Regions from separate parts of the Homo sapiens genome. Here region 2 is linked to region 1. Evidence: read pairs that join two places in POLR2A ChIA-PET (ENCODE). Cell type or tissue: Panc1. All regions are shown on one strand. Region 1 has its middle 12 kb from the start of FOXL1. Region 2 has its middle 80 kb from the start of LINC02132.

Region 1 (2,500 bases):
TGTCCTTCACACCATCTTCTACGCTGCCCATACTAGAGTTTCACAAATGTTAAAACACATTTCAGTGCCGTGTAAAGGAAGTGCATGCCTTTAGGAATATCCATAGAGGAAGAGGGTGGCTTACATTTTTCCATGATGAAGAACATGCCTTGTACCTAGTGGTCTTTGTAATCAGCATAGTTTATCATTTCTCATCTAACAAATAGTGATTGCCATTAACTGCCAGGCTGTGATATGCCTTAGGAATATGTCAATGAACCAGACCCAGGTCCTGACCTTCAAGGGCTCATATTCTGGTGGGAAAAACTAGAGAAGCAAATTGACATGCGCCAGCCATCTAAGGCAATTTGGACATTTATGGTTACTCAAAATCTTTTAAACACTCTTCAGTTTCTGATAGGTTCACGTACTTCAAATCCTACCTTCCCAACATAAAACAGGAAGAAAGCCCTGCTTGTCTCTGTGTGCTAGCCATCTGGAGTCAACCACCGAGACATGCAGGGGCGAACCCTGGATTTCTCAGGGAGGCAGGTGAGCAAAGGAGAGGGCATGGTGTGCTGGCTTTGCTGCTGTGGACCATGGAGGTGGTTCTGGAGCCAACAGCTGTGGCAGCCCCTTTCTGTGTGATTTGAAGGCTTCTGATCCTAGAAGAGGCAGCAGTTTCCTTGGTGCTCATTTCTGCAGTATAGTGCAGGGAGTCGCCCCTGGAAGCTCAGCCTCAAATCTGTTTTGTAAGTTTTGCAAATATTCTATAAGTGTGCATCCCTTAATATAAACACTTTCTGTGTAAATGAAGGAGAGTTTGAAGTAAAACTAAGGCCGATAAGAATGATAAGATATATGAGGGGCTAATAGTAATTTTAATATTTTCTGATTACTTGGCCTCCACTTGGATTGTCGTAAGCACTTCACATGTACACAGTATTAACTCATTTACTTTTCCCTTTCAGTTAAGAACTATTGTTTTCCCTTATTTACAGATGGATGAGGTAACAGAGGTTTAAAGAGCTTAGTCATTTGCCCAAGTTCACGTAGCTAGTAAGTGGCAGGCTGGAGTCTGGATTCAGACTCACTGGCTTTGGAGCAATGCCTTTAACCACTGTACTCCGCACCTCCCATTGTTTGAAGCAGCCTTCTATGGCATGAGGGCTCCTTGCCCCTAAGCTTAGGAGCCAAAGAAGTAGAGCAACAAACTCATCCCAGTTTGCCGGGGACTTTCCCAAGTTATTATTGAAAGCCTGGGTCCCAGGAAACCCTTTTGTCCTGGGTAAGCTGGGATGGTTACTCACCCTATGGAGAATTACTCCATAGTCACACTATGGAGAAGGGTTTCTAACCCAATCCTAAAGGATTAGTAGAAGCCACTTGTACATTTATTTCCTCCAGGAGGAGCTGAGCAGGGACTGGAGCTTCTTCCTCTTTTTATCCCCAGCACATGACCAGGGCATGTTCTCTGCCAGGTGCTCAATGTATAGTTGTTGAGTGAGGAGATGAAGCAAAACTTGTATTGAACATCGCTACACCCAAGATGTGAAAAACAATGTAGTTTATTCTTACTGAATGATGACCAGATGCCAGGAACCCAAATGAGTATGGAGGATACATCTGTGAATGACACACAGGCCTTTGCCCACATAGGGCTTTCAGTAGGGAAGACAGTCAATAATGGGATGATGATGGTGATGATGAGGATGCTGATGCCGAAGATGATGATGATGATGATGGTGATGAGGATAGGGATGATAATGACGGTGATGAGATGATGGTAATGGTGATGCTGCCGAAGGTGATGATGGTGATGATAATGATAATAGTGATGATGATGATAGGTGATGATGAAGCTGATGATGATGATAGAGGATGATAATGGTGGTGATAATAATGGTGATGGTGGTGATGATAATGATGATGATGGTGGTGGTGATGATAATGATGGTGATGAGAGGGTGGTGATGGTGATGGTGGTGATGACGATGGTCATGTGTCAAGCTCTGTGCTGAGGTCTTTATATGCATGTTCTCTTTAATTTTCAAGCAAACCTAGAGGGTGAGTACTATTGTGTCTACTTTACTAGTGGTGTTCTACTGATAGTTTCTCCAGGTGGAAAAGCCAGTCCTTGGCAAAGTATCATACCGGGTAGGTGCACCTATCTTTAAAGTTCTTAGCCACTTTTCGGTATCATCTAACCGGGCATGAAAGTATTAGGAATACACGGCCAGTGCTTGCGGGCTCACCTCATAAAGTGAAAGAGACAGGCAAGGAAACACCCTCTTAGCAAACAGCATCCTACACAGAAGTCCTTGGTCTGCATGGCACATCACAACCATCTAGGGAACTTAGCAAAATGTGATACGTGGACCCGGCCCGCAGAGATTCTGATGTATTTGGCTTGAGGTTGGTGCACACTTACCTGGTGATCTTTGTGCACATTTATGGGTGGGAGCCATTAATCTTATAGAATCCAGCAGAGGTCTAGTACAGTGGTCCTCAATTGAGGGCA
Region 2 (2,500 bases), 570 kb before region 1:
CAGAATCAACCATGGTCTAGGGAGGACAGCCATCCATGTAAGAAATACGCCAGTTCCACGTGGGGCCTCCTGGTTGGACAGAGAAGGGTGGAAATTCTCAGGGGAGGAGGGTTTTCATCACAAACCATGGTCTGTACAAATTAAGAAATCTTGGGCTTACCTTAAAGAATGGTAGAACAGTGAAGGAGTTGGTAATCAGATGCAGAAAGATCCTTTGCTATGACTATTTGGAAGCCCTCCCTGGTGCCCCCACAGTCTGGCCCACTGTGAACCATGAGGTGCCAGAGCACTCACTGCCCCGTTCCTTGTCCTTGTGACTGCTCTAGGTTTGCTGTCAACTTCCCACGCCCCTCTGTCTTGTCTCTCTAACCTCACTTCCCAAGACAGGGCTTTGTCTCCTGGGAACTCCTTGTATCAGCCGTGGGGCCTGGTCTGATGCAGTGCTCATGGTCACTGTTGGCATGAGAAAGTCATGTTTCTTAGCCACCAGGAAGACAATGGGTCAATCACGTGAGAGAAGCAAGCCAGATGGAATGCCTTCAGCTGCAGGAAACAGAAGATTCAACCCCAGCTGGGGTGAGCTACCAGGGGTTTATCAACGTACATCACAAGAAGTTCCAAGGTAGAGAAGCTCTGGGGTTGGTCATTCGGCAAGCCAGTGACATGGTGAATAGCTGAGGCTCTTTCCATTTTTAGTGCTGCTATTCTCAGCATGTATTTCTTGGATATCTTCCCTCCTGGGCCCAATACGGCTGCCCTGGCTCCAGACCTTGCAAGCAGGCACAACAATCTCCATTGCGTTCCCTGGCTAGAGAGTATGCGATGTGTGGCGTGGTACCATAAAACCCGTGAAATAACAGCAGAGGCATCACGATAACCTCTCAACATCTGTGTGACAAGATCGCCTCCGGCTTCCTAATGTTTTGTAGACATTAACGTGTCTCAGAAGCCATTTGGGCCCAAAGCTCTACTTCACAGACGAGGAAACAGGGTCGGGGAGTGAAGGGTTCTGCCTAGGCTGCACGGAGAATCTGACAGATGTGGCTGCTTAAGGTCAGGTGGCGGGGTTGCATTAGAACTCAGGTTTTCTGACTCCTGTCTAATTAAGATGCTCCCTTTTTCTGAATTCTATTGACTGGAGTGACTGGAGCATCTCTCCTAAACAGCAGCCATCGCTGTCAGCCACCTGGTCCCAGATGGGAAACTTGCTGTTTTGCGGTTCTCAGGGAAGCTTCATGGTTGTGTCCCTGGGGCACTGGCTCCCTCTAGTGAACAAACTAAAAAATTACACGATGTTCCTTCAGGATCCATGCAAGGACCCAACTAACTCTCAAAAACATTCTCCGTGCTGGCTAAAATGCTGATTCCAGGGCCTCATCCTCAGAGATTTGAATTCAACAGGTCTAGAGTGGGGCCTGGAAATATGCATTTTAACAGACTCCAAGACGACTTTGATGCTGCAGGTCCTCTGACTGTACTTTGAGAACCACGTTCCCTGGCAGTTTGGGGCCAGGAAAGGAGCATGTGGGGTCTGAAGACCTGGTTGCTGGTCTTGCTGTGTCTGTGACCTTGGGCAAGGCCATTTGCTCTCTGAGCCTCTCTGTTCTCATCCATAAGACCAGTGGGTTGGACTAGAGATGGGGCAAATTGTGGAGTCTTGGGAATGACACATCTCTTTGGCCTCAGCATCCTCAACTGTAAAATAAAAGGGGTGGGCAAATGGTTAAAAAGAAGAAGACAGACAACACCAAATTCCGGACAGGCTGTGGAGCAACTCAAGCCCTCATGCGATTTGATGGGATGAAATTTGTTGCAACCACTTCGGAAGACTCTGTGGCAATGTCCACTATATCCATCCCCCATGACGCAAAGACTCCTCTGCTGGGTACAGTCCCTTCTTGTTCAAGGTGTCACTTTCCATGGGTTCAGTTACCCTTGGTCAACCTCAGCTTGAAAATATTAAACGGAAAATTCCAGAGAGAGTGAGAGGAAGAGAATGTACATGCACATTCACATAACTTTTCTTACGGTAACTATTATAATTATTCTAGTTGGTTTTTTTTTTTTTTTTTTTTTTTGATATGGAGTCTCACTCTGTCACCCAGGCTGGAGTGCAGTGGTGTGATCTCGGCTCACTGCAACCTCTGCCTCCCGGGTTCAAACGATTCTCGTGCCTCAGCCTCCAGAGTAGCTGGTATTACAGGCGCATGCCACCATGCCCAGCTAATTTTTTGTATTTTTGGTAGAGATGGGGTTTCGCCACGTTGCCCAGGCTTGTGTCAAGTGATCTGCCCTCCTCGGCCTCTCAGAGCATTGGGATTACAGGCGTGAGCCGCTGTGCCCGGCCTTATTCTAGTTTATTATTAGTTATTATTGTTAATCTTTTACTGTGCTTAAATTAAACTTTATCATGGCTTTGTGTGTACAGGAAAACATAGTATATATAGTGCTTGGTGTTATCCAAGGTGCCAGACATCCACTGGGGGTCTTGAAATGTATC

Evidence for each region. ChIA-PET counts read pairs that join two places held together with the same protein. Peaks named below come from ENCODE experiments on the same cell type or tissue, not always from the same donor. Only the 100,000 strongest peaks of a DNase experiment are listed, where the experiment ranks them.
Region 2: POLR2A ChIA-PET joins it to region 1 with 19 read pairs; 1 of 35 experiments calls an interaction of 5 or more read pairs at or near these places.

Annotation. Positions count from the first base shown.
Region 1 is chr16:86,589,667-86,592,166 of GRCh38, forward strand. No RefSeq gene overlaps it. Among named protein-coding and RNA genes, the nearest start is that of FOXL1, 12 kb to the left of the region's middle. In Panc1, no CTCF peak of the experiment used is centred here; a DNase peak (open chromatin) is centred at 1,003; H3K27ac peaks cover 1,370 bases.
Region 2 is chr16:86,015,313-86,017,812 of GRCh38, forward strand. No RefSeq gene overlaps it. Among named protein-coding and RNA genes, the nearest start is that of LINC02132, 80 kb to the left of the region's middle. In Panc1, CTCF peaks have their summits at 1,276 (motif pointing left) and 1,489; a DNase peak (open chromatin) is centred at 1,249; H3K27me3 peaks cover 523 bases.